Linked DNA regions of Homo sapiens: region 2 is linked to region 1. Evidence: read pairs that join two places in POLR2A ChIA-PET (ENCODE). Cell type or tissue: GM12878. All regions are shown on one strand. Each heading gives the region's core, and the rest is flanking DNA. Links, peaks and the distances in the headings are about the cores only. Region 1 overlaps UBE2F (ubiquitin conjugating enzyme E2 F (putative)). Region 2 overlaps SCLY (selenocysteine lyase).

Evidence for each region. Peaks named below come from ENCODE experiments on the same cell type or tissue, not always from the same donor. Only the 100,000 strongest peaks of a DNase experiment are listed, where the experiment ranks them.
Region 2: POLR2A ChIA-PET joins it to region 1 with 5 read pairs; 7 of 35 experiments call an interaction of 5 or more read pairs at or near these places.

Annotation. Positions count from the first base shown.
Region 1 is chr2:237,994,072-238,004,123 of GRCh38, reverse strand. It overlaps UBE2F (ubiquitin conjugating enzyme E2 F (putative)), which reads right to left. Exons shown (of 10, transcript NM_080678.3): 4 at 9,315-9,380. UBE2F-SCLY (UBE2F-SCLY readthrough (NMD candidate)) reads right to left here. Exons shown (of 19, transcript NR_037904.1): 4 at 9,315-9,380. Among named protein-coding and RNA genes, the nearest start is that of UBE2F, 32 kb to the right of the region's middle. In GM12878, for the core only: no CTCF peak of the experiment used is centred there; a DNase peak (open chromatin) is centred at 5,373; H3K4me3 peaks cover 344 bases; H3K27ac peaks cover 608 bases.
Region 2 is chr2:238,064,494-238,074,545 of GRCh38, reverse strand. SCLY (selenocysteine lyase) reads right to left here. Exons shown (of 12, transcript NM_016510.7): 3 at 6,381-6,481; 4 at 5,069-5,249. UBE2F-SCLY (UBE2F-SCLY readthrough (NMD candidate)) reads right to left here. Exons shown (of 19, transcript NR_037904.1): 10 at 6,381-6,481; 11 at 5,069-5,249. Among named protein-coding and RNA genes, the nearest start is that of SCLY, 8.5 kb to the right of the region's middle. In GM12878, for the core only: no CTCF peak of the experiment used is centred there; no DNase peak of the experiment used is centred there; H3K27ac peaks cover 619 bases.

The DNA.
Region 1 (10,052 bases), core at 696-8,695:
TGGATAATCAAACTGTGGTACACCCATACAACTGAAATAACAATAAACACAACAACATGGATGAATGTCAAAAGCATTACACTAAGTGGGAGAAGCCACATACAAAATGTTGCATATTGTTTGGGTTCATTTAAATAATATCCTAGTAAAGGGAAAACTACAGGGAAAGAAATCAGGTCGATGATTGCCAGGGGCTGGGGATGGAGAGGGGATCTACAAAGCAGATCGAGGCAACTTTTTGAGGTGATGGAAACTTCCTCAAGATTGCAGTGGTGGTTATGTGAGTGCGTAGGCCTGTCAAAAGGCAGAGAGCTGTCTATCTAAGAATGGCAAACTTACTGTATGTAAATTATAGCCCACTAAACATGATTCTTAAAAAAGATAAAAAGCCTGTGCCACATAAAAGACACCATCAGGTGGAACGGGAAACTTAAAGAGTGGTGGTAATTTTTTAAATGCCAAAAAACTTAAGATTTAAATACTATGTCAGTTTTGGAGATTTTATACGCACTATATACATTTTTACTGGAGACCACCAGAATCTGTTTTTGCCCATGGAAATGAATGGTTTTTAAAACAATTCATGTCATACTCACTTCAGGAAGCCTGAGCATCCCACGAGAGAATCTGACTTGGAGTTACATTTAAGGCAGGGGACAGACCAATGTGAGAACAGATCAGGTGTCTCTGTATCAGATGATGGGGTGGCCTACTCAGTAGGCACAGTAAGCAAAGAAGCATCACACCAGCCAAATTCTTGGAAGGAGCAAGGAGAGAGCAGTCAATGTTTTCCTGATGAAAGTTAAGAGAATGCTTTGGCAGATAACTGACATTTTAAGAGCTAACATCACATTTCTATTCTACATCGCAAGAAAATTGGCATCTGTATTTTTAAGATTATTTGAAAGAAAAGATTCCACCAAAAAAAAAAACTGTGCTTCTTCAAATTTATCCCCCTTATAATGTTTATCTCCATACTAAAATTAAAAATCAAGCTAGAAAGAAACAGGGATGAGAGTATAAATTTTATGTGTCTGAAACCTTTACATATTAACAATAAACTACATGTAAACTACTACATGGTCAGGATGTTGGTCAAGGTAATAGGTCTACTCTGGTGCTCTGCTCCATTTCCTTATCTTCCTTACATGTCCATAACTATTTAAATGTTGTTCCAAAACATTCATGCGTCAGCCGGGCATGGTGGCTCATGCCTTTAATCCCAGCACTTTGGGAGGCCAAGGCAGATGGATCACTTGAGGTCAGGAGTTCGAGACCAGCCTGGCCAACATGGGGAAACCCTGTCTCTACTAAAAATAAAAAAAATAAATAAATAAAATAAAAATTAGCCAGGCGTGGTGGTGCACACCTGTAATCCCAGCTACTCAGGAGGCTGAGACAGGAGAATCGCTTGAACCCAGGAGGCGGAGATTGCAGTGAGTCAAGATCGCGCCACTGCACTCCAGCCTGGGTGATGGAGTGAGATTCCGTCTCAAAAAAACAAAAAAACAAAATGTTCATGCATGGAACCATCTCAGGTTTCAGGTTTACCAACTGTAATTCTTTGCTCAAAAATTGGAATATTCCGGCCAGGTGCAGCGGCTCATGCCTGTAATCCCAGCACTTTGGGAGGCCGAGGCAGGAAGATCACCAGAGGTCAGGAGGTCGAGACCAGCCTGGCCAACATAGTGAAACCTCGTCTTTACTAAAAATATAAAAATTGGGAGATATACCTAATGCTAGATGATGAGTTAGTGGGTGCAGCGCACCAGCATGGCACATGTATACATATGTAACTAACCTGCACAATGTGCACATGTACCCTAAAACTTAAAGTATAATTAAAACAAAAACAAAAACAAAAACAAAACAGAAAGAGGAAAAAAAAAAAATTATCTGGGTGTGGTGGCGCATGCCTGTAATCCCAGCTACTTGGTAGCCTGAGGCAGGAGAATCGCTTGAACCTGGGAGGCAGAGGTTGCAGTGAGCTGAGATTTGTGTCACTGCACTCCAGCCTGGGCAACAGAGCAAAACTCTGTCTCAAAAAAAAAAAAAAAAAATTGGGATATTCCTTTATTACACATTCAGAAACTTCTCCTCCTAAAGCTCCAAAGCTCTGAAACAAACCAAACATGATGGGGATAGCAAATAAATCCACTAAACGTTTATGACTCAATGTAAGCTGCACGTTTATTATCATGTATCAGGGAGTTTTTATAAATTAAAATTTCAAAATAAGAAAACATCAATAATCTAATGACTGATACATTCTTTTTTGTTTTGTTTTGTTTTTTGTTTTTTGTTGAGACGGAGTCTTGCTCTGTCGCCCAGGCTGGAGTGCAGTGGCGCAATCTCGGCACACTGCAAGCTCCACCTCCTGGGTTCACGCCATTCTCCTGCCTCAGCCTCCCAAGTAGCTGGGACTACAGGCGCCCGCCACCACACCCTGCTAATTTTGTTTTGTACTTTTAGGAGAGACGGGGTTTCACCATGTTAGCAAGGATGGTCTCGATCTCCTGACCTCATGATCCACCCGCCTTGGCCTCCCAAAATGCTGGCATTACAGGCATGAGCCACTGGGCCCGGCCTAATGACTGATATATTCTGAAACAAATTTAGAGGAATACACACATAACTATATAAGATTTATAATCTAGCTGTAGAAGTCTCTAATCAGAATTTTTTCTATATGTAATATCAATAAAAACCCTTTAAAAAAAAACACCACATATCTGATAAAGGATTCATATCAAGGTATATAAGGAAAGCTTACAACTTAATAAGACAATCAGGCTGGGTGTGGTGGCTCACGCCTGTAATCCCAGCACTTTGGGAGGCTGAGGCGGGCAGATCACCTGAGGTCAGGAGTTCGAGACCAGCCTGACCAACATGGAGAAACCTTGTCTTTACTAAAAATACAAAATTAGCCGGGCGTGGTGGCACATGCCTGTAATCCCAGCTACTTGGGAGGCTGAGGCAGGAGAATCGCTTGAACCAGGAAGCGGAGGTTGCGGTGAGCCGAGATTGCACCATTGCACTCCAGCCTGGGCAACAAGAGTGAAACTTGACCTCAAAAAAAAAAAAAAAAAAGGCAAAACTCTATCTCAAAAAATAAAAAATAAAAGACAATCAATCATATTTTTAAATGGGCAAAATATTTGAAGACTCACTTGAACAAAGAAGATATACAGGTAGCAAACAAGCAAATGATAAGATCACCATCACTAGTCATTAGGGAAATGCAAGTTAAAGTTATAATGAGATATATACCTACTAGAATGGCTAAAATTGAAAAGAATGACAATACCAGTTGTCAGTAAGAATATAGAGAAACTGGAATTCTCATTCATTGCTAGTAGGAATGCAAAACTTTGGAAAACTTAATGGCGGTGGTTTTATAAAGTTAAACTTACTCTTACCACATGGCCCAGTAATTTAACTGCTTTGTATTTACCCAGAAGAAATAAAAACATACTGGCAAATGAAGACCTGCACATAAAAAATTTTAACAGCTTCATGTATAATAGCCCCAAAGTGGAAACAACACAAAGGTTCGTCCACTGGTCAACGGGTAAATAAACTGGTATGCGTCCATACAATAGAATACAATTCAACAATACAAAATACAGAATACTGATTAACAACATGGGTGAAACTCAAAAACATTACGTTAAGTAAAAGAATGTAACTTATATCTCAATCAACATTACTTTTAAAAACACTAAAATAGATACATACACACCAATGATCTAGGATCTACTTCAAGAAGCTAGAAAAAGTAAAGTAAAACCAAAGTATTAGGAAGGAAATAACAAAGAGCAGAAATAAATGAAATGGGCAAACAATTGAGAAAAAAGTCAGTTCTTTGCAAAAATCAACTGCATAAACCTTTAGCTAACATGATCAAGAAAAATGAGAAGCCACAAATTACTGTATCAGTAATGAAAAAGGCGACATCAATATAAGTCTTACAGATATTAGTAGACTAGTAAGAATATTCTGGGCTGGGCGCAGTGGCTCACGCTTGTAATCCCAGCATTTTGGGAGGCCAAGGTGGGTGGATCACGAGGTCAGGAGACTGAGACCAGCCTGGCCAACATCGTGAAACCTGTCTCTACTAAAAATATAAAAATTAGCTGGGTATGGTGGTGTGCACCTGTAATCCCAGGTACTCGGGAGGCTGAGGCAGGAGAATCGCTCGAACCTGGGAGGTGGAGGTTGCAGTGAGCTGAGATCGCGCCACTGCACTCCAGCCTAGGCGACACAGTGAGACTCCGTCTCAAAAAAAAAAAAAAAAAAAAAAGAACAACATCAAAATACTTAACATCTATGAATTTCAAAATAAGTACTATATAAAGCTACGACAATTAAAACAGTGTGGTACGGGCCTAAGGGTAAACACAGACCAATGGAACAGAATCAAGTCCAAAAAGCAGAACTACACATATACAGTCAATGCTGTTTGGTCAAGCTTTCAAGGTAATTCAATGAAGAAAGGAAAGTCTTTTCATTGAAACAGCTGGATATCTAGATAGATAAAGTAAATCTCAACCTCTGTCTTACTCCACATACAAAAATCAATTCAAGATGGCTGATGGACCTTAACATAAAACCTACCATCCTAAAGCTTCTAGGAAAAAAACATAGGAGCATATATTTATAAGTTTCAGGTAAGCAAAAATTTCTGGACAGGACATAAAAGGCACAAACCATTAAAAAACTGATAAACTGCACATCATAAAAATTAAAACTTCAGCCACATGTGGTGGCTCATGGCAGTAATCTCAGCACTTTGGGAGGCCAGGGTGGGCGGATCACTTGAGGTCAAGAGTTTGAGACCATCCTGGCCAACACAGCAAAACCCCGTCTCTACTAAAACTACAATGGATGAAACTCAAAAACATTACGTTAAGTAAAAGAGGCTGAGGCCTGAGAATCGCCTGAATCTGGGAGGCAGAGATTTCAGTGAGGTGAAGTTGCACCACTGCACTCCAGCCTGGGTGACAGAGCGAGACTCTGTCTCAAAAAAAAAAAATAAATAAATAAATAAAAGAAATTCCTCCTCAACAAAAGACAGCATTTTTAAAAATGAGCAGAAAAGTCACAGAATGGGAGAAAATATCTGCAGCTCATGCATCTGACAAAAGACTTGTATTCAGACCACAGCACAAAATAAAAAGTTTTTTTAGGGCAAAAGACTGGGGCACTTCAGAAAGGACGATGTATAAATGGCCCGTAAATACATGAAAAGATACTCTACATCATCTGTCACTGGGAAATGCAAATAAAAACCCCAATGATATACCATTTCACACCCAAATGTTGATATATGTGTAGAACAATGGAAACTTCTCATACAGTGCTGGTCAGGGTATGGCACAACCACAGTGGAAAGTTTCTTAAAAGGTTAAACATGTTATCTTTCCTATGACTCAAAAATTCCACTCTTAGGTAGAATTAAAGAGAAAGGAAAACTATGAACACGAAAAGCTTGTAAAAAAAAAAAAAAAAGCTCACGGCAGTCAAACCTCATAGCTTTTGGTTTATTGATACTAGCCAAAACCTAGAAACTACTCAAATGTCTATCACTAGGAAGATAAATTATGACATATTCATTAAAATTCCATAAAAAGGGAATAAACTACTGATTCACACAACATGTGTAAATTTAAAACTATGTTAAGTGAAAGAAGTCAGAGACAAAGAGTACATATATAAGATTCCATTTACATATAAAAAATTCAAGAACAAGAAAAACTAATTTATGGAAATAAAAATCAGAAAGGAATTTTGGATGGTGGTGTAGGGGGCAAGGAACTGGCTGCAAAGAGGCAGAAGGAAACTTTGGGAATGATGGAAATGTTTTTCATCTTTATTGGGGTTATGGTTACATATGTGTATACATTTTCCAAATGTAAGCTATACATTTCAAATTAGTACATTTTATTGTTTATAATTTTATACCTCAGTAAAACTGATTATAAAATTTTTAATTTAAATTTAAAAAATTGTCATTGTTACTTAAAGCCATGTTCCCTTCAGCCTAAAACCATCACCACCATCACAGCAGGGCAGGCTGAGGTGACCTTCATCAACATGTCAGCCAGGCCACTCACTGAACAGGTCCAGTTTTTCAAACTGTCCCACTAACTTCACAGAAGCCTCCACGGGATATTTCAGGCTATCTTTTACGTTTTTGTTTTGTTTCATTTCACTTATTACTACTTTTTCTTGTTTTGCGAGATGATGTGGACGCTTTTTTTCTAAATTCGGTCCCTTTCTTTTCCCCATCACCAAATTACATTTCCATGTTTTTCTCTAAAGAGTGTATTTATTCCCAAGCATGAGCAACCACTCCAAAAGCAAACAAAACTATCAAAATGTTAGCAAGTGTGAACAGGAGCCAGATAAAGAGGTGTGAGCTGAAAATGCAGACGCAATTCTTCCACTCTTGACCATTCTAACCCCCAGATCATAGATATTAGTGAGTTTTCAGCCCTAGCTCCAGGATTACTGGCTACAAATGAGTCCATTTCAAAATCATTTTATTTCATATATTGTTAAAACTTCACAACTTAGACATATCACTGTAATTTGTTTTCAATATGAAGAGGAGCAGGATTCTAAAATTTTTTTTAAAAACCATGATATGAAGCAAGTTTTTCCGGTTGGCATATCTCGGCCACACTTCTCTTAATAATCAAAGGGCAGGCATCACCACAGCTTTCTAATTCACAGACATCACAAAATAAGGGCATATACACAGTATCTAAAAAGCATGCTGTGCACAGCTCAATGTTAATGTCCCTGAAGTACACTTATTAAAAATATGAATATTCAGGCATTAAGTATTTACAGGTACCAAGACACAAGTTACTTTTTATTTATTTTTTTTATTTTTTTTGAGACAGCTCTGTCGCTCAGGCTGGAGTGCACTGGGCCAATCTCAGCTCACTGCAACCTCCACCCCCTGGGTTCAAGCAATTCTCCTGCCTCAGCCTCCTGAGTAGCTGGGATTACAGGCACGCACCACCACCACACCGGGCTAATTTTTTTGTATGTTTAGTAGAAACGAGGTTTCACTATGTTGGCCTGGCTGGTCTCGAACTCCTGACCTCAAGTGATCCACCCACCTGGGCCTCCCAAAGTGCGGGAATTACAGGCATGAGCCACCGGGCCCAGCCACAGGTTACTTTTTAATCTGATAGAACAGTGAGTACAAAAACTGTAACAATTATGCTCCATTTTCAAGGACAATTCTAAGACCAACATCAAAGATGCTGTCATATATACAATAATCACAACATTAAAGTGATTCAGTAAAAAATTTCAGTTAAAAAATAAGGGGGGCTGGGCGCAGTGGCTCACACCTGTAATCCCAGCACTTTGGGAAGCCGAGGCTGGCAGATCACCTGAGGTTAGGAGTTTGAGACTAGCCTGGCCAACACAGTGAAATCCCATCTCTACTAAAAATACAAAAATTAGCTGGGCATGGTGGCGCATGCCTGTAATCCCAGCTACTCAGGAGGCTGAGGCAGGAGAATCACTTGAACCCGGAAGGCGAAGGTTGCAGTGAGCCCGAGATTGCGTCACTGCACTCCAGCCTGGGTGGCAGAGTGAGACTTGGTCTCAAAAAAAAAAAAAAAACGCGGAGGGGAGGCGGGGAAGAAACATTTATCCAGACTTGCCAGAAACCCAATCACATGACAGTAAAGAGCCTGGAAAAATCAACAAACATCTTTGAGTGGCCAAGGACCACAAAGCCCATGCTTGGGATGGGCAGAGCCACAGAATCCCTGATAGCCATTGAAAATGCCCTAGAAAGGCAGATGAAAGAAAATATTTTACTATAAACACACAAGTCTGAAATTAGTAAACAGAGAACCAATCTTAATCACTACAATGATTTCTGAGAATACCCTACATTACTTAACAGAATAGTAAATGATGTCCATAGCAGTGACCTTGAGTCACCAAGAAAGCATTAGAGTGTGCTCAATACCTCTCGTAAAAAACAGCACAATATGCAATGTGTTTTAGGAAGGCAGCCAAAGGATCGTTAGAGTTTTCATCATTTCACAGTTTAAAGCCCTTCACTACATTTATCTATAGATGTCAGGCATGTGGAACACTCTGCTTTCTAATGATGGTGTTCTATTTGGCATAAAGTACAGCTAATAGAAAAAACAAGAAAGAAAAGAAAAATATATACATAATGATGATGTTCTAGTATTAACTCCTATACCCAAGTACTCTCCTTATCTTAGAAGAATCAGTATCAGACTGATTTATACTTCCAGAGCCCTTTGTGGAACCATCACATAGATAAAATAGAATTTTTTTTAAGGTTTCAAGCATATTTTGATATTTTGAAACCAGGATTTCTTGTGCTATTATTATCAAACATCTTCCACAGAAAAAGCCCATCCTACCTACAGAGAGACAAGGCCGGGACTTATTTGTGGGTTCATTGCCACCTACCAAAATCCTGTATTCTTTTCCACATTTTAATTAGCTAGTGACTAATAATTCTCAGTTTCTCACTACCTTTCCATCCCCCAAATAAAATAACACCCTATATTTCCACCACCAAACGTCCTTCCCTCTTGTTAATTCCCCACAACAGCATCGACCGGTTGCCACCCACTGTCCAACATAAACACCAGTGGGTTGTGAAGTGTGGGAATCTGCAGCTCTTGGAGCTGCATTGTAACTAGAAAATATACAAGTCCTCCTCTTGCTGTCACTTTGACCAAGAAGAAATATGTTGCCATGCTGGGGCAGCTTAGGGATTAGACACTTATCCGTCTTACTGAGGACAGCTGGTAATCTTCTGTCTGCTTCTGTGTGCCAGACCCTGGGCTTAAGTGCTTTACCCACACTATCTGTTTAATCCCCACAACTGTCCTATGAGATAGGTCCTATTTGATCCCACTTTGTAGATAGGCAGGCTGTGGCTAAAAGGTTAAGCAACTTAACCAAGGTCACACTATTCCTACGTAAGGGAAAAGGATTGGAACCCACTTATGACTTCAGAGCCCACACTCTTCACTATACACCAACTGCCTCAGCTGTCATTAACTTTAGTTATATTTATACATCATTATTGAGAGTGTACACTGAATGCCTCAAATTCACTTTAATATGCTTTATTTCATTCACTATGAAGTATATATCTTATCTTCATATGAAATTGTTATTAATGTGTTAATCTTTTAAAAGCTAGAGGACAAACCAAAGCAAAGATTACAGGTTTGGGCAGCCTTTATAATTCGCTGTTTGAAATCACTTTAATACTTATGTAAGAATATTACCTGGGGTTACTGTTAGCTGAAAACAATGAAGCTTGTTTGGATCAGGAAAATGCACTTTACATGTACCTGCAAAAGAAACAGCACATCAGGAAGGTCTGGCAGTGAGCAGCAGTCCATATGTTGACGCTAACCTTTGAACACGTGTAAAGTTAGCGGTGCTACAGGGATTCGTATGGTTTATGGAAAGTTGGTAGATCTCCCTCCCTATTTGTCTGATAATAATCGTGCCAATACTCTAAAATTGCAAACCAGTGGTTTTTGTCATGTGCTTTTCTCCTTACAGTGTTTTACTAGTTAATTCCAAATAGAGATGTTTTCCTTCAACCTTTAAGTGGTCACTAAACCATTTATTTCAAGAATTATGCTACTGTACTTTGACAAGAAGAAACCATATCTCAGGGAGATTAATACATGCAGGCAAAGGCTAACTAAACACGAAAAAACCAGGAAAGAGCCCAGGTCAACTCTGTTGCCCTAGCACCACAGACATTCAGTCACCATGGTAAATGGAAGTTCTTTATAAAGAAGGGTGCTGGCCAGGCATGGTGGCTTACGCCTGTAATCCCAGCTACTTGGGAGGCTGAGGCAGGAGAATCACTTGAACCCAGGAGATGGAGGTTGCAGTGAGCCAAGATCGCGCCATTGCACTCCAGCTTGGGCAACAAGAGTGAAACTCTGCCTCAAAAAAAAAAAAAAAAAAGAAGAAGAAGAAGAAGAAGAGTGCGCCCAGGACTTAGC
Region 2 (10,052 bases), core at 741-8,740, 70 kb before region 1:
CTCCATTGCACTCCAGCCTGGACAACAAGAGCGAAAGTGCCTCAAAAAAACAAAACTAAACTAAACTAAACTAACAATTAAAACTAATAAATTCAGCAAAGTTGCAGAACACAAGAGTAACATACAAACTCAACTGTACAGTTGACCCTTGAACAATGTGAGGGTTAGGGATGTGGACCCCTCAGGTAGTCGAAAATTTGTGTCTAACTTTTGACTCCCCAAAAACTTTTTTTTTTTTTTGAGATGGAGTCTTGCTCTGTTGCTCAGGCTGGAGTGTGGTGACACCATCTCAGTTCACTACAGCCTCCGCCTTCCGGGTTCAAGTGATTCTCCTGCCTCAGCCTCCCAAGTAGCTGGGATTACAGGTATGTGCCACCACTCATGGCTAATTTTGTATATTTAGTAGAGATGGGGTTTTGCCATGTTGGTCAAGCTGGTCTCGAACTCCTGACCTCAAGTGATCCGTTCCCCGCTTCACCTCCCAAACTGCTGGGATTACAGATGTGAGACACCACACCCAGCCAGCTCCCTGCAAACTTAACAACAAATAACCTACTGTTGACTAGAAGCCTTACTGATAACGTAAGCAGTTGATTAACACATATTTTGTATATTATATATTATATGCTATATTCTCACAATAAAGTAAGCTAGAGAAAAAATACTAAGAAAATCATAAGGAATAAAAATATATTTACTATTAATTAAGTGGAAGCAGATCATCATAAAGGTCTTCATCTTCATCATCTTCACATTGAGTAGGCTGAGGAGGAGGAAGAAGAAGAGGGGTTGATCTTGATGTCACAGAGACAGTAGAGATAGGAGAAAATCCACATATAAGTAGACCCACAGAGTTCAAACCCATGTTGTTCAAGGGTCAACTACATTTACATACATTAGCAATGAACAATCCAAAAATGAAATAAGAAAACAATTCCATCTACAATAGTATCAAGAGAATAAAACACTTAAGGATAAATTTAACAGAAGTGCAAAAACTTAATCCTGAAAACTGCAAAAATTGCTGGAAGAAATTAAAGTAAATATAAAGACATCACATGTTCATGGATTGGAAAACAATATTGTTATGGTAGCAATACTGACCAAATTCATCTACAGATTCAATTCAATCCCTATCAAACTCCTAGCTAGATTTTTGCAGAATTTAACAAGCTGATCCTAAAATTCTTTTGAGATGTCAACAGATGCAGAATAGCCAAAACAATATTAAAAAATAACAAATTTGGAGAACTCCTACTTTCCTGTTTCAAAACTTACTACAAACTACAGTAATCATAACAGTTTGGTACCAATCTAAGAACAGAAATACAGGTAAATGGAATAGAGTTGACAGTCAAGAAATAAACCCTCACATATTACGGTCAACTGATTTTCAATAAGGGTGCCAAGACCATCCATGGAAGAAGAGTCTTTTCAACAAATGTGCTGGAACAACTGGATGTCCACATGCAAAAAAAGTAAATTTGGACTCCTCCCTCACACCACACACAAAATTAACTCAAAATGTACCACAGATTTAAATGTAAGAGCTAAAACTATAAAACTCTTAGAAGAAAATATGAGTACATTTTCATGACCTTGGGTAGGACAAAATCTTCTTAGACATGACACAAGGAACAACAACAACAACAAAAATAGACTTCATCAAAATGAAAAGCTTCTGTTCTTCAAAGGATACCATGAGAGCAAGAGCAAACCCACAGAATGAGAGAAAATATTTACAAATCATCTATCTGACAAGGGACTTGTATCAAGCATATATAAAGAACTCTTACAACTCAATAAAAAGACAAGTCATCCAATTAAAATAGGAGCAAGGACTTTAATAGACATTTTTCCAAAGAAGATATATACAAATGGCCAAGGAGTACATGAAAGATGCTCAACACTACTGGCCATCAGGGAATTGTAAATCAAAACCAAAATGAGATACCACTTTACACCTACTAGGCTGGCAATAATCAAAAAGACAGATAACAAATGTCAGCAAAGACATGGAGGAATTGGAACCCTGTGACACTGCAAATAGGAGTACTAAGTGGTGTGGCTACTTTGGAAAACAAAGCTTAAGGTTAAACAGTTACCTAACATTTGTCAGATAGTTACCGCATGACCCAGCAATCTCACTCAAGTATAAACCCAAAAGAAATAAGAACATACCAATACACTAAAACATACGCACAAATGTCACATTAGTCGTAACAGCCAACAAATGGAAACAACCTAAATGTCTATCAACTGACAGACAAATCAAATGTGGTACAGATAGACAATGAAATGTTGTTCATCTGTAGAAAATGAATTAAATACATGTTACAACATGAGTGAACCTTGAAAACATTATGTTAAATGGAAGAAGCCCGTCAAAAAGAGCACGTTATAAGATTCCATTCATAGGGGAGTCTAGAATAGGGAAATCTGTAGAGACAGAAAGTAGATGAGTGGTTGCCTAGAGTTGAGGGAAATGAAGATTTACAGTTAACTGGTACAAGGTTTCTTTTGGGGCTGGCGAGAATTTTCTATAACTGAAAATTATAGAAAAATTTTCTATAACTGAAAAATATAGTGGTGATGGCTGCACAACCTGGTGAGCACACTAAAAACTGCTGAACTGTACACTTTAAGTGGATGAATGATAGCTCATTAAAGCCGATATACAAGAAATCCACTGGGATGTGTGGAGACAGAGGGAGTGCGAGGAAGGCTTATGAAGGTCCAAGTCCTTATTTTTACATTGAGGATGCTTGTGTTGATAAACCAAGAACTGGGGGTTAGGTTTTTAAGTTATTTAGCTTAAACTGGAAGTGGTTAAAATGATAATATCCACAAGAAGAACTCAAGGCAAACTGTAACAGTGGTTGCTGCTGCAGAGGTTTAGGGGCAGCAGGAGAATGACTTTTGTTTTTTTGTTTTGGAGACAGTGTCTCACCCTGTCGCCCAGGCTGCAGTGCAGTGGCACGATTTTGGCTCACTGCAACCTCTCCCTCTCAGGTTCAAGTGATTCTTCTCCTCCTTAGCCTCCCGAGTAGCCGGGATTATAGGTGCCCACCACCACGCCCGGCTAAATTTTTTTTGTATTTTTAGTAGAGACGGGGTTGCTATGTTGGCCAGGCTGGTCTCAAATTCCTGACCTCAAGTGATCTGTCCGCCTCAGCCTCCCAAAGTGCCGGGATGACAGGCGTGAGCCACCGTGCCCTGGCAGACTTTTTACTTTATACTTTTCTATAATATTTTAACTATTTCCATCACATGCATGTCTATACATTTTTTAAATTGTACAATTTTAAACAAAAGGTTAATTAATTACAACAGTAACTAATAATGATGTATACCAAGTTGCCCTTCTCTGTATTGGTAAGATAGGGAAAAAAAGGTACCAGAGGCTGGGCTCTGGCCGGGCTCAGGTGGCTCACACCTGTAATCCCAGCACTTTGGGAGGCCAAGGCAGGCAGATTACCTGAGGTCAGGAGTTCAAGAGCAGCCTGGTCAACATGGTGAAACCCCATCTCTCTTAAAAATATAAAAATCAGCCGGGCATGGTGGCGTGTGCCTGTAATCCCAGCTACTCAGGAGGCTGAAGCAGGAGAATTGCTTGAACCTGGGAGGCAGGGGCTGCAGTGAACTGAGATCACACCACTATGCATCAGCCTGGGCAACAGAGTGAGACTCCATCTCAAAGAAAAAAAAAAAAAGGTACCAAAAACTAACAGTACTTAAATAAGAAAATTAGATTTTTTTAAGTGGCAAAAAATTAAATCTTGGGATCTAAATCCTTCATGTGAATATGTTTACCTACGGGCAAGCATTCAAGTAAGACCACAAACAGAATGTTATAAATTTTTTTTTCCCCTGAGATGGAGTCTTGCTGTCTCCCAGGCTGGAGTACAATGGATCTTGGCTCACAGCAATCTCCATCTCCAGGATCCAAGTGATTCTCCTGCCTCAACCTCCCCAGAAGCTGGAACTACAGGCACGTACCACCATGACTGGCTAATTTTTGTATTTTTAGTAGAGATGGGGTTTCACCATGTTGGCCAGGCTGGTCTCGAACTCCTGACCTCAAGTGATCCACCCGCCTCCACCTCCCAAAGTGCTAGGATTACAAGGCTTGAGCCACTGCGCCCAGCCAAAAAAATTTTTTTTTCAAAAAAGGCTTCATAGTCAAACCAAGCAGTTTGGCCACAGTCCCTTAATCTTTAAAATAAAAATATTTTCTTTTTATTCACCTGCAGGTTTCCAGACAGATTACACAAGAAAACTCAGGTTGAGAAGAAAATCTGTCTCAAGGATAGTGTTGATTAATTGGCTGCCCCATTTTTACAAGTTAATGATCTACACCTGGTGAACATGTCACTCCCTTTTGGGACTTCCTATGACTCTGTGGCTCTGTCCGTGCTGTGTGACAGCCACAAGGCCACTGCTGCTGCAGCGAGCCTCCTCCTCCCTGAGGGCCCCTGCGCCTCCTGCCGCACTTGGGCACCACCTCACTCCGCTTCTCCACACATAGCAGGAGGCCTCGCGTCATGGGTGCTGAGATCAGGTGCGGCAGCTCGCTTATTCCAGGCTTCACACCTGAAGTTTAGGTCTATTTGATCCTTTTCCTTCATGTGAGAGGAGAGTGGGAGCTGAGATTTTATGATGAAAACCAAATAATGACAAGCATCATTTGCCTATTTGCAGGCGTACTATTTAAAGGTTAAATATTTATTACATGCAAGTTTCAAATATCACTCAGTTATACAAATGGCTAGTTCTACATATTCATTCTCAATGAACTTCCTAAGGGAAAGTTTGGCCACACTTGCCAACCCCCTTGTGGCAGCTGGCCTCTGCACCGAGAGGGGCAGCCAGGGAGCCCAGTGCAGTGAGGGGCAACTATTCACCAAGGTGCCAGGGCCTGCCTCCTCATCAGAACCAGTGAGTTACAGTGAGTGGCACACTGAATCTACATCTCTGCAGCGGATCCCGGGCTCTGCTCGCAGGCCACTTCCCGCCTCGCAGCTGGAGCTCAGCAGGCTGGTCCCAGGGCCACCCTGCACTCACTCACCTGCCACTTGTTCTTCCACCAGGTGCTCCAGGGGCAGCCGGATGGAGTCGTGTTCCACCGAGGAAGTAATGAAATGGGGCTTGGCCCCCTTCACTGGGCTGTGGTGCCCACCTGTGTGTCCCTTTGAGGTCTGGTTTGCGTGGAAATGTTTCACCACAGAATGGATTACTAAATTATTTGACTGCAGAGATACAGCAAAAAAAGCATTTACAAAAACTGTGCTGAGGTAAGGGTCAGAGCAACAATTTCTGTTACTTAATTTCTTTTGTGGCTAACATCAAAAAAGCTTCAAAGAAATTCAACTTCCTGAGTGGGACCTTTTGAAAGATTTGGGGTTTTCCAACATTCAAAAACATGAGATTCCAGTCAATTATGTCTGTTTTATAGTTAAGCAATATTATTAATTTTTAAGAATTTATATAAATGTATTGGTATAAGTGCAGTGTGGTTATATGCATAGAATATTATGAATTTTTAAATTTTATAAATCTGCCATAAAGAGTATTTTGTCCAGCCACCCACTATTGGTGGGAGTATAAATTGGTACAACCTCTACTGTGGGCCATTTATCACATCTACCAAATGAGCCCCGTGACCCAGCAATTCTAGTTCTTGGACTTTTTCCTACAGCTACATTCACAGTGAAACAAAATAGTGTGTATAAAGGTTATTTATTAAGTGCAGCACTGTTTGTTACAGCAAAACCTTGGAAAGTCCTTAAATATCTATCAATTAGGGATGAAAAGGACTGATTCCAGGGCAACAATGACGGGGAAACCTTTATGGAAATAACAATGCAAAGCAGGTTACTTTACATATTACATTACAAAAATCCTATCGGCTACCTGGAATTTACTTAAAGGATATATACTAATTATCTCGAGCTAGTATGCAATATAGCAAGACCACACATTACTCTCTTTCTTTCTGAGACAGGGTCTCACTCTCTTGCCCAGGATGGAGTGCAACAGCGTGATCATAGCTCACTGCAGCCTTGAATTCCTGGGTTCAAATGATTCTGCCACCTCAGCTTCCCTAGTAGCTGGGACTACAGGTGTACACCACCACGCCCAGCTAATTTTTTTTTTTTTTGTAGAGATGGACTTTCCCTATGTTGCTCAGGGAGGTCGCAAACTCCTGGGCTCAACCAACCCTCCTGCCTTGGCCTCCCAAAGTACTGGGATTACAGGCATGAGCCACCACACTTGGCCTACTCTTTCTTTAAATGAAAATGTAGCAAAAGGAAATCACTTTCTGTGTATTTTATTATAACTTACAGTTAACAGAATGTGAGTGTGTTCAGAAGCTTTACCTCAGTGCCCCCGGAAGTGAAGATTATATCTTGAGGTTTCCCCCCTATCATCTTCGCGAGGCTTTCCCGAGCTGCATTTATAATATCCTTGGCCTTTCTTCCTTGAGGGACCAAAAAGGAAATTCATTAACATTGCTTCACCAAGCTCAATCAACGCATCTAAAAGGACAACCAAATACAAAGGAATAAGAGGTCTGCGTGGGCCGTTCTAAGACAAAACCTGGCCCCTTAATGTGAGCACAGCAAAATGCTACAACCTAGACACAACCCGGCAAAGGGGCGGCCGAGACAGCAGCGAACCAGGGACCAAACTGAGAGTTATTAACTCCATGAGACCCAGAAACAAGTAAGGGAGTCTGGCTATGAACCTGGACGTCCCCCAAGATGTGGCTTTCTTCTTACTGGATGCTAGAGGGAGGGCAGCTGTGGCCATCTGCCTTGCTTCCCATTCATCAAGAGAGGAGAATGAAAGGATGGAATGAGTTGCAAACAACAAAAATAAGCAAAAACAGAACTCATGACTCGACGCGAAGTCCAGTGCCATATCTCATTTTGCATGTCGCCCACAGGGTACCTGGGCTACAAAGGTTACTGTCTCAGGGACACACCTGCTTTCAAACAGGGCTATGCATCCGGCCATCACCCAGTTTCACTGGCTAGAAGGAAAACACAGCAACCATGCTTGATGGGGCAAAGAAGGAAAGGCTCTGGCATGGGAATGCCGAAAGTTTCAGTGACCATTCTTAGTGTACACACCAGGAGTCCCCAAACTTTTTTGACCATTCAGTCTTATTTAAAAATAAGAAAAAATTGAGCAGGCACCGCTAAAACATATACTATTACGAAACATCATAAAAAAGAGAAATATAAAAAGCTGAGGTAAAATAAATATGCAAAGTAATTCTGCTGCTCCTTAACGCTACTGTATAGATGTCAGTTTTAGTAGTAGTTTCCTAAACACCTAAGTGGTGTTTAGGAAAACTCCATCATTTTTCTTGGTGACACTAAAAGTCACCGTAATAAACTGTCACCCTCACTCTCAGCCTTCCCTCTCTCAGTGATAATGGTTTGGCTGTGTCCCCACCCAAATCTCATCTTGAATTGTAGCTCCCATAATTCCCACGTCATCAGAGGGACCCGGTGGGAGGTAACTGAATCATGGCGGCAGGTCTTTCCCATGCTAGTCTCGTGATAGTGAATCAGTCTCATGAAATCTGATGGTTTTATAAAGGGGAGCTCCCCTGCACGCACACTCTTCTCTGCTGCCATGTAAGATGTGACTTTGCTCCTCTTTCGCCTTCCTCCGTGATTGTGGGGCCTCCCCAGCCATGGGAAACTGTGAGTCAATTAAACCTCTTTCCTTTATAAATTACCCAGTCTCAGGTACATCTTCATTAGCAGCATGAGAACAGACTAATACACTCAGGAAATGGCAACTCCATCCCTCAGCAGCCCAGGGCAAAAGCGTGGGCTCTTTCCCTTTTCATTCCCCGCCAATTAATCCACCAGCAAATGCTGTAGGCTCTGTGTTCAAACGATGTTCCAAACCTGACTCTGCCTCTCCACCGCCCAGCCACCAACCAAGCCAAGGCCACTGCTGTGATGTTCTCCTAGCAGGCCCCCACCAGGGTCCATTCTCCACATAGTGGACAAAGTAATGCCTCGAAAACCCAAATACATTTTGGGCACCGTGCTTCATCCCTCCCCCAACAGGGTGCTGAGTACACAGCTGGTGCTCAGTCAGTGCTGCTTACGTCAGCGGTTTCCAAAACCCCAAGGCCCTCTCAGGAGGTCCACAAAGTCAAAACTGTTTTCATGATGATACTAAGAGAAGAACTGCCTTTTTCACGCTCCTTTTCTCACAGGTATATGGTGAACCTTCCAGAGGCTTCCGTCACTATGATGTGACTGCAGTGGGCTGGACGGGGAGGTATGAGCGCCAGCTATCTTCCAGCAACAGGCAGTAAAGAGACTTCCACATGCACAACAGTGCAATGCTCACTAGGTTTCTTGTTTTGCCGAAGATAGTTTATTTTTCATAAAAATTCATGAATGCTGAGCTTATTTTCAGGGTTTTTGTTTGTTTTGCTATTATAAGCAAGACTGTGATAAATATCTTAGGTATGTAAAATCCCCACATCCTCAACATATTCCTTAAAATAAATTTCCCTCAAAGGCTTTAGATAATATTTAGGCTGGGCATGGTGGCTCACACCTGTAATCCCAGCACTGTGGGAGGCCGAGGTGGGTGGATCACAAGGTCAGGAGTTCAAGACCAGCCTGGCCAAGATGGTGAAACCCCGTCTCTACTAAAAATACAAAAATTAGCCAGGCATGGTGGCGCGTGCCTCTAGTCCCAGCTACTTGGGAGGCTGAGGCAGAAGAATCGCTTGAATCCGGGAGGCGGAGGTTGCATTGACCCGAGATTGCACCACTGCACTCCAGCCTGGGCGAGAGCGAGACTCAATCTCAAAATAATAATAATAATAATAATAATAATAATAAAATAAAATATTATTAGTTTAAATAACAATATTGTGAAAATAATTAAACCACTCTATAAATTGATTTTTTTTCTTTTGCATTTCGATCTGAGTAGCAACACAAAGTGAACTGCAACACTTTTGAGTTTATGGTTCTTAATTTGTGGAAACAAAGGCTATCAAGGAAACCTAAAAGCCACTGCCAGGCTTCATTCAGGTCCAGAACATGATTTCTCCCTGAGAGCGATTCCCAGACTTTTTCATGAGACAATGCCTGTCATCGGCATTTAATTATTCTCCATATTTTCAAGTCTAATACGTCAGAAATTTCAATTTTACTAGAGGAGAGACTGGATACGAGGCAATGTGCAGAAGATTAGCCAGAATAGACCAACAAATAAGCCAACAAATAAGTTAATGAATGACTAGTATCTGAGCTGAAGGGCTTTGTTATTAAGTTGCCGTGAAACGTTTAATAAGCAAATGGATAGGAGAACGTATTAAACCTGTAAATTGTACGCAAGTGTTACTAAATCGTATGGCCTGGCAATATTCTGTTTGAAGTTAATTTAGTTCATCATCATCCACAGTTAACACAGTTTATCTTAATTATCTCTCATAAACATGAAATAAGAAAGGTAAGACTTTAGCTTGCTCATCTGTCTGAAAAACAGAATGTAACTCTGTCATATAACTGACTTGAAGCAAATTCTTCTCCAAAACCTCCAATTTAATGGTCTACATTACAATAAGAATAAATTGGAAACAAATAAGAATATTCATAACTAAAGTAATTAATGAAAAAGTAATTTTCATCTTTAAAAAGGGCCAGGATTATATGTTATCCTGATGACCTAAAAGACATATTTTGCAAATTCTGTAAGGATTGACTGAGCTAGATCTGTGAAGTGCTCCACAGGTACTGACTGCTACTTCAAGGAACTCTCAGTAGACACCTTTCTCATCTGGGAAAGGGTGACAGGACAGCATGTTAAAGATTAAACATTAAAGGTTAAAGATTACAGTATCGACAAGGCTCAGCTTACAAATGGGGCCTTCCCAGAAAAGAAACTATCAAAAATTACAGCTCAAGAATTGCAGCTAACAGAAACCTATTCAAAACAAAGCCGTCACGTGTGGGTGTGCAATTTCTCTAAGAGCGCCCCATCCCCATTATCTCCCATCAGTG